2 separate regions of the Homo sapiens genome follow, and region 2 is linked to region 1. A link is an interaction called in ENCODE POLR2A ChIA-PET data of the cell type or tissue named here. Cell type or tissue: B cell. All regions are shown on one strand. Links, peaks and the distances in the headings refer to the core of each region. The heading gives the core; the rest is flanking DNA. Region 1 has its middle 20 kb from the start of RAB37-AS1. Region 2 overlaps SDK2 (sidekick cell adhesion molecule 2).

The links. ChIA-PET counts read pairs that join two places held together with the same protein. Peaks named below come from ENCODE experiments on the same cell type or tissue, not always from the same donor. Only the 100,000 strongest peaks of a DNase experiment are listed, where the experiment ranks them.
Region 2: POLR2A ChIA-PET joins it to region 1 with 10 read pairs; 1 of 35 experiments calls an interaction of 5 or more read pairs at or near these places.

The regions. Positions count from the first base shown.
Region 1 is chr17:74,655,628-74,660,010 of GRCh38, reverse strand. No RefSeq gene overlaps it. Among named protein-coding and RNA genes, the nearest start is that of RAB37-AS1, 20 kb to the left of the region's middle. In B cell, for the core only: CTCF peaks have their summits at 2,216 and 2,415 (motif pointing left); a DNase peak (open chromatin) is centred at 2,400; H3K27me3 peaks cover 455 bases.
Region 2 is chr17:73,586,496-73,590,878 of GRCh38, reverse strand. The region is part of intron 1 of SDK2 (sidekick cell adhesion molecule 2); the gene reads left to right. Among named protein-coding and RNA genes, the nearest start is that of SDK2, 56 kb to the left of the region's middle. RefSeq lists enhancers at 470-974, 975-1,478, 1,479-1,983, 1,984-2,487. In B cell, for the core only: no CTCF peak of the experiment used is centred there; DNase peaks (open chromatin) are centred at 1,279, 1,778 and 2,378; H3K27ac peaks cover 2,770 bases.

The DNA.
Region 1 (4,383 bases), core at 256-4,255:
CCTATCCCCTCCCCCTCTGGCATGCTTGGATGGGAATGGAGGTTTTGAGTTGTATTGACCTAGGAGGAACAATGGTGCTGTCTCCTTCCTTGGGGCTTTGGAGAAGATCTGTTCATTTATTCTTCCTTCCTTTCATTCATTCTTAGCCAGGTACTGTGCTAGGCACTCAGGATAAATAGACAAAAGAGCTACAGTTCCTGACTCTAAACAGCCGACAGTCTACCGCTTGTGACTAACAGGTGCAGAAAGATCATATCATGGGATAAGGGTCATGATGGTGCATGAGGGAGGCATTGTAGTGCAGTGGCTGAAAGCTCAAGCTTGGACCCAGCAGACCCGGGTCTGCATCCTGACTCCACTGTGTGTTATCTGTGCAGCTTTGTCTATTATTTCATGTTGCTAATCTTCACTTTCCTCTTTCAAAGTGTCATTATGAGGATTAAATGAAAGAATGCGGCCGGGCCTGGGTGGCTCAAGCCTGTAATCCCAGCACCTTGGGAGGCCAAGGCAGGTGGATCACTTGAGGTCCAGGGTTCGAGACCAGCCTGGCCAACATGGTGAAACCTCGTCTCTCCTAAAAATACAAAAATGAGCCGGGTGTGGTGGTGAGCATTTGTCATCCCAGCTACTTGGGTGGCTAAGGCATGAGAATCGCCTCAGCCGGGAGGCAGGGGCTTCAGTGAGCCGAGATTGCTCTATTGCACTCCAGCCTGGGCGACAGAGCAAGACCCTGTCTCAAAAAAAAAAAAAAAAAGAAAAAAGAAAAAAAAAAGAAAGAAAGAAAGAATGCATGGTAAGTGCTAAGCCCAGTGCCTGGTATATACTGAGTGCTCAATATGGGAGCTGTCATTGTGAATAACATGAGCGTGCCAGAAGTCTGGAGGAGAGGATGACCGCTTGCTCTGCCTGGAGGTGAGGAGGAAGGTGGGACTCGGGGAGGGCTTCACCCAGGAAGTGGCCACTAGGCACAAACGTTTCCTTCCCTAGAAAAGTCCCCCAGTGATAACTTCTCCTGTCCCAGCATCCCAAGGAGCCACCTTTTTGACCATTGAGAAGCAGCCTCTAATAAGAGAGAGCCTCTGTAAGGCCGCCCAGGCCCTGCCCATGATGCCAGACTTCTGCTGCCATGTCGTTTGCCTTCTCCATTGGGTGCTTTCCGGGAGATACAAGGATGCATGATGAACAAGTGAACCTTTATTGTGACACCAATGTGTCGCATGATGTCATCGACTCTTTTGCATGTATTATCTACTTAATCTTATCCAATACTCCCCTGGAGGAGGCTATAATTCTTCCCATTTTATAGATGATGAAAGTGAGAGTCTGGGACATTAAGTTCATCACCAGGATCCTGCAGACGGCAGACAGAACCAAGATTCAGTCCCTAGTGGTCTGGCCCCACGTTGATACGCTTTCCGCCATCCTGCAGCTGCCTTCTGCTTATAGAATCATCAGCCGAGAACTGTGGCTCAGGAAGGGACTGTGGAGGTTTGTTTGGTGCTTTTAGCTCCATAGTTGGAAAAACTCTCTGGCACACTGAACTTTCTTGACGCTAAGTTCCAACCTATCCTGCCACTCAGTCAGGATCAGGAGGAGGAGACGCCAAGGGGGTCTGCCTCTCCAGAAGTGTACAGAAAGTGCTCAGTGACATCGCCATATCTGCCCCAACACCCTCATTCCTGGGACATACAATAGCCACTCTTACCTGGAACCTGTGGCATTAAGACCACCCCCATGGAGCCGGTCGCGGTGACTCATGCCTGTAATCCCAGCACTTTGGGAGGCTGAGGTGGGCAGATCACCTGAGGTCAGGAGTTCAAGACCAGCCTGGCCATCATGGTGAAACCCCGTCTCTACTAAAAATACAAAAAATTAGCGAGGCATAGTGGTGGGCACCTGTAATTCCAGCTACTCGGGAGGCTGAGGCAGGAGAATTGCTTGAGCCTGGGAGGTGGAGGTTGCAGTGAGCTGAGATCGTGCCATTGCACTCCAGCCTGGGTGACAGAGCGAGACTCGATCTCAAAAAAAAAAAAAAGGAAAAAGAAAAAAGACAGAGAGAAAGAGAAAGAGACTATCCGACTATCCCCATGGGCTAGGACTCCGGGAGTTTGTGGTCCTTCTTGGTTTTTGTTTTTGTTTTTTTGAGATTGAGTCTCTGTTGCTCAGGCTGGTGTGCAGTGGAGTGATCACAGCTCACTGCAGCCTCGACATCTTAGGCTCAAGTGATCCTCCCACCTCAGCCTCCCAAGTAGCTGGGACTTCAGCGTGTGGTCCTTCTAATGGTCATCAGCGCGGTAGTGCTCTCCTGTAGCACAGAGAACAGCAGCTGCAGGCTGTGGGAGAAGCTGCGTCTAGGCAGGCTCCTTCACTGAGTGCCAGGCTCTTTGCAGCTCGCTGCCTCCTCCTTGTGGACATTTGTCTCCAGCAGGGTCTCAGAACTTGGTGACTGTGTCATCAGAGAATTGACAAGCTCAACAGCCCCAGGGAGGAGGAAATTCTATTGCCCAGTCTTCAGGGAGGGCCAGTCGAATTATAAAAAGCCAGCAAAATTTACCTGGACTTCTCTCAGCCACTCTTTCTGCTCTATTTCCTCTCTCTCATGTGGCATAGCCCTTTTTCCATGTGAGAAATATACTTTTAGGAGAGAAGATATGTCATTTGCATCATACTGTGATTTTAAATGCACATGTCACCTTTGCAGAAGCATTTGCTCTTCAGGTTTTCTCCTGGACTGTGGGTGTTACAGGTGTTTTTCTTCCATAGCAGCGGCTGGTGTGTGCGCATGCACACATGTGTGCTCTCTGTGTGGGAGGCATCATAGTTTTGAGAGCGTTTGCTGAAGTCACACTTCACTTGGCCATGGAATCCCCTCTTAAACAACCTGCCCTGCTCGCAGTGATCAGTGGGTTCAAGTTCACGTATTCTCTCTGGGCTCTTTTGTGCTGTCGTTCGTGATTGTTTTCCTCAAGGCACATAGCTGAGGATCAAAACTAGGAAGAAAATTCAATCCCTCCTTCCAAGAGCTGATAATGCATCATGCCAAATCATTTCTTCATCGGTTAACCTAGCTTTTCTTTAAATTGGACCTCAGGGTGCTCAGAATTGGGTCAATCATCATAATGGAATTCTGAGACACTCATCATTCACCCGTGGACAGTCCACTTTCATTCATTGGTTTATTCCAATGTAATAAGGCTCTGTAAACCCAAAGCAAAAGCTAGGGCCTTGGCAATAACCTACATTTAACCATATACTCATCCCACTTCACTCCCCAAATTGAGAATCATCCTGATTCCTCTGTCCATCAATCCTTTGCTTTCATTTTTAGGTAGTTTTATTGCATCTATATGCATTCCTAAAGATGCATTTAAAAAATGTTAGTTTTTTTTTTTTCTTTTTGAGATGGAGTCTCACTTTGCTGTCCAGGCTGGAGTGCAGTGGTACAATCTCAGCTCACTGCAACCTCTGCCACCCAGGTTCAAGCGATGCTCCTGCCTCAGCCTCCTGAGAAGCTGGAACTACAGGCATGTGCCACCATGCCTGGCTAATTTTTATGTTTTTAGTAGAGATGAGGTTTCACCATATTGGCCATGCTGGTCTTGAACTCCTGACCTCAGGTGATCCACCTGCCTTGGCCTCCCAAAGTGCTAGGATTACAGGCATGAGCCACTACACCGGGCCTTTTCTTTCTTTTTGTAGAGATGGGGTCTTGCTATGTTGTCCAGGATGGTCTCGAACCCCTGGGCTCAAGCAATCCTCCTGCCTCTGCCTCCCTAAATGCTGGGATTACAGGTGTGAGCCAATGTGCCTGGCTGGTTGCTTTTTTGATTTAAGATTACGTTGCTTAGATTCTTCTGTATTGTGGCATGTCTGTTGTTTTGGCTGCTGCATAACGTTCTGCTGAGTGAATAGCCCACATTTCTTTCATCTATTCTTCCACTGAAGGGCATGTGTGCTGTGCCTGGTTTTTATCTGCTGTGACCAGCACTGCAGGGAACTTTCACATACATGTCTCCTGTTGTCTGTGTGCAAGAGTTTCTCTTCATCTTCCCATGTGAGAAGCGGTAGTTAATTTATTTATTTAGAGACAGAGTCTCGCTCCGTCGCCCAGGCTGGAGTGCAGTGGCGTGATCTCAGCTCATTGCAACAACCACCACCTCCTGGGTTCAAGCAATCCTCCCACCTCAGCCTCCCAAGTAGCTGGGACTACAGGTGTGCACCACCACACCCAGCCAATTTTTTTTTTTTGTATTTTTAGTAGAGTCGGGGTTTTGCCACTTTGCCCAGGCTCGTCTCAAACTGCCGAGCTCAGGCAATTCGCTCGCCTCTGCCTCCCATAGTGCTAGGATTACAGGTGTGAGCCACCGCATCCGGCCAGAAGCA
Region 2 (4,383 bases), core at 220-4,219, 1.1 Mb after region 1:
ATGTCCGCCTTCCTACAGTCCGGTGGTGGCAGTCTGGGCAGGAAAACAGCAACCATTTGGAAAGGGCATACCAGTTTACATAGCATGGCCACTTAACACTCTACCCTTAACAACCTCTACCTGGCAACCTTCAGTTAACCCAAAACTCAGGGCCTCAATTCCATGCACAGCCCATGTTCTGGATGGGCCCAGGGCTCGGATGTTTCTCATAGACAAGGAGTGACTCTCCGGGTTGGCCATGCCCAGATTCCCCACCTCAGAACACACAATCAGGTGCGTCTGCCACCCAGGGTCATTCTCAGGGTGTGTTGAAGACTTAGAGTCACTAACCTGTATTTTCCCCAGGTGTGCCCTGTTAAAGACTACTTAGGCCAGGGTCTGAAGGAGCAGCCCAGAGCCAGACGGGGCAGAGCAATGGTGTTGCACAGCAGGTGGTGCGGGTCTTGGCAACGAGCAAAGTCAGCTTCAAGTTGCTGCTGTGCTTCTTGTGGGACCTTTGAGCTTTCCAGCATCATCTCCGACAGGGGAAGCGAATGCCGGGGAAGGAGGTGCTGGTTGCCAGGTCCTGTCAAGTCTCATGTGTTCCTGGTACTCCTCTGCATTAGCACATGCCTGGATTACAGTAACAGATTCCGAACTGACCCCTCTGGTCCAGCCGTACCTTTCCATCCACCCTGCAGACAGCCGTCCAATTCTCGTCTTGCTAAATGTCTTCTTTCGTCAATTGCCTCCCCCTTCTCAAAGGCCCTCATCGGCTCCCTGTTTCCTGATGAGCCCAGACTTCGATTCCGTGTGGGTTTAAGAGGCAGCATGTAAGAGTCTGTAACTGGCTGTATCCTTTCTGGCCACCTGAATGGCCCAGGCCCTCTGGCCGTGGGAAGGAGGCCACATTCTAGAGAGGAGTGGACACATTGGAAGAGATTCCTGCCTGACAGCTGCTTGCTTTCTCTTTAAGGCGCTCCCCTTTTCAGTCCCTTCTCTGTTCACCTGATTACAGCAAGGACAAAGGCGTAATTAGGTGCTAATGGCACTCAGCACCTCTGTAACACCTGCTAATCCGCAGTGGCTCTGCGGGGCTGCTCAAAACCAAATGTGCGGCTTGCCTCCTGCTGCCTGGGGATGAGGCTTATTGCTCTCTTGTCTGCCTTGTCCGATTTCACACCCCACTTTGGGTTCCAGCCTGTGGTGACCAGATCAGCATTATCCTTGGTCAGGGCCAGCTGATGCTGACATAGGACAGAGTGACGCAGAGTGCCTGTCTGAGCTTCCCCTTTTATCCTGCCTAAGGCTGCGGAGCCAGTAGCAATGTCCCCATTTTGCAGATTGGGAAATGGAGGCTTGTGGAGTAAGCAGCTTGGCCAAGCTTCACGCTGCTGGAAGTGGTGGAGCAGAATTCAGAGCCACATCTGTCCAACTCCAAGGCCACGTCCCTTGCCTGTGGTTTTCCGGCCTCTTTTCCCAGCTCTGCAAATCTGCCCCACACCTCAATACCCAGCTCCCCAACAGGGTCACCCTCATTCCCATTCTATTTTTCTGAATGCTTTGAGCACCTACAACTCTGCACCTTGGGAGGGACTAGAAGAGACATCTCCTTGCCCTTCAGGGTTGTGTGTTTGTGTGTGCACCTGCACTCACGTGCATTCATCACTGTGAGCTGGAGCGTGAATTTCTTGCATCCTGGGACTACTCCAGCACACAGTAGAATAATTGGCTTAGGGAGGAGCATACAGTAGCCACTGACTAGACTGAGTGAGTCAGGGACTGTGATGCCTGCAGTTTGTCTTTCTTGCTCGAACAGATCATTTAGTAAGAACCAAGCCTCTCTCCATGCAAGGTCAAGTACGTGGCATCACAGGGAGGACCCCGGCTCTGGCTTCACTTGCTCTGGGGCCCTAACCCTGCCCTGGTGCTCACCAGCTGTGAGATCACGGATTAGTGGCTTCTCTGTGCTTCAGGCATCTGGCGCCTTCTGTAAAGTGAGCCATCAGGAATGAAGTGCGTATGGCACCTGCGCCACGTAGAGGAGTGTGCCCCACGCCTGTCCGGTTGTCACCCAGAGCTGCTGTGCTTGTGCATTGGCCCTGGAACTGTGCCGCCCCGGCCCTAGGCACAGCGAGACTTCCCAGTCTCCGCACTACTGACACTTTGGGCCAGATTGTTCTTAGAGGGGAGGCTGTCCTGAGCACCGCAGGAGGCTGTCCTGAGCACTGCGGGGTATTTCATAGGATCCCTGGCCTCTACCCACTAGATGCCAGTTGTGACGACCAAAAATGCTTCCAGATGTCCCCTGGGGGGCAAAGTTGAGTTGGCCCTGATGAGAACCAGCAGCCTAGAGCACTGGTTCTCAAACTTCACTGTGCATCAGAATCACCTGGGATACTTGCTCAGTCACAAACTGCCAAGCTCCACACCCAGAATTTCTGATTCATCAGGCCTGAGACAAGGCCCAGAATTTGCATTTCTTTCTTTTTTTTTTTTTTTTTTTTTTTTTGAGATGGAGTTTCGCCCTTGTTGCCCAGGCTGGTGTGCAAAGGCGCGATCTCGGCTCACCGCAACCTCCACCTCCCGGATTCAAATGATTCTTCTGCCTCCCCCTCCCGAGTAGCTGAGATTATAGGCATGCAGCCCCAGGCCCAGCTAAGTTTGTATTTTTAGTAGAGATGGCGGGGGAGGGGGGGGGGTCTCTCCATGTTGGTCAGGCTGGTCTCGAACTCCTGACCCCAGGTGATCCACCAGGCTCGGCCTCCCAAAGTGCTGGGATTACAGGCGTGAGCCACCGCGCCAGGCCAGAATTTGCATTTCTTACAAGCTTCCAGGTGCTGCTGTTTCAGCTGTTCCTGGGACTCCCTCCTCCCCTCACTTTGAAAACCACTGGACTAGAGTCTTATGAACATGGTGGGCTTTAGAGATGGTGAAGTGAGTGGCTAATGGGATGCCAAGAGCAGATAACAGGACAGGGAGTTTCTTAGAGAGATGCCTCCCTGAGGGTGTGAAGAATTGTAAACAGACTTCAAGATTTTACAGAAAAACAAAAACAGACTCACAAAGCAATGAGAAGACTTTAAAAGCACCTGTGTGGTTAGGAAAGGAGAAGCCAGTTCAGGGAAATGTAATGAGCCAGATCCAGAGAAGCGGGCCTGAGGGTTTGATGGGCACAAAGAGGGCTGTTTGCCAGAGCGCTGGGTCTCAGATAGGAAGGTGATTGTCCCCCGGGGCTGGAAGAGTCAGGAGAGGCTGCGGAGCTCGGCTCTGAATGGGCAAAGCAGCTCCAGAAGTGGCCTCAGAGTCCCGTCTCATTTATGAATGAGCCTGCACCAGGATGACATGAGTCACGCCCCAGTAACACAGATAACGTGCAGAGATGGCCCGAGCCACCCTGCGGCCAAAGGGAAATTGCTGGAGACTGTCAGCTGCTAAGTAGGGTGGTGATGCTGGAGTGACCCAGGGACAGAGGCGTGCCAGAGGGCGCCCCAGTTGGTATTGGCTCAAAGTTACTTGGCAGCTGGAGCAAGGCTGGCAGTTGTGTCCTCTGTCCAGGCTCTGCCCTGGCCCGTCCAGGCTCCTGGCTCCACCTCGGGCCAGTGGCTTATGGACATGTACTTGGGGTGGGCATTTGACAGGCCAGAAGGAGGGGGCAGCTGAGCTGATTTTGCCTAGGGGACCTAGCCTGGGGACCTCAGGCTCTAGAGCCTGGAGATGGAATTCCAAGGGCATGGAATTTGAGTTGAAGCCTATGGCCCAGACTGCCGATTTGTAGCTGGGTGGATAGTCTTGGGCAGGTCACTTAGTGGAATATCTCTACCCTGTGCAGCAGCCACAGGCCAGGCACCATACCGAGCCCTTTACATATGACAGTTAATCCCATTCGCACTTCAAAGCTGCAAGAGGCATTCTCTTTCCCCTTGGACAGATGAGGAAACTGAGGGTCAGAGTGGCAGCTAGAAAGCAGCAGAGGAGGAATTCCATTCAGATCTGACTCTAAAGAACATGTTAGACTTAGTTTTTCCATCTCTAAAATGGGGCTCATATTCCCAACCTATTCCTCCTCATAGAGCTTGCATGAGAATCGGATGAGATAAAATCTCTGAAAGCCTTTAGAATGCCAACGATTATAATCATGCAACGAAACTGCTGGACCTTCAGGCTTAAAGAGTCACACATGCTTTGCCTGCAGACGTCATGGGAGGTGGTTGAGTCAACCCAGCTGGTCGACCAGGGGTCTGGTTCTGGGACTCAAGTTTGGGTGGCCCCCAACACAAGACCACCCACCCACCCCCTGCAGTCCACCGAAGCATCAGAAATTAAATTTCACGGCTGGGTGCACAGAGATACCAACTTGAGCTCCATATGTTTATGGCTCGAGGAGGAGATAAGATTTGATTA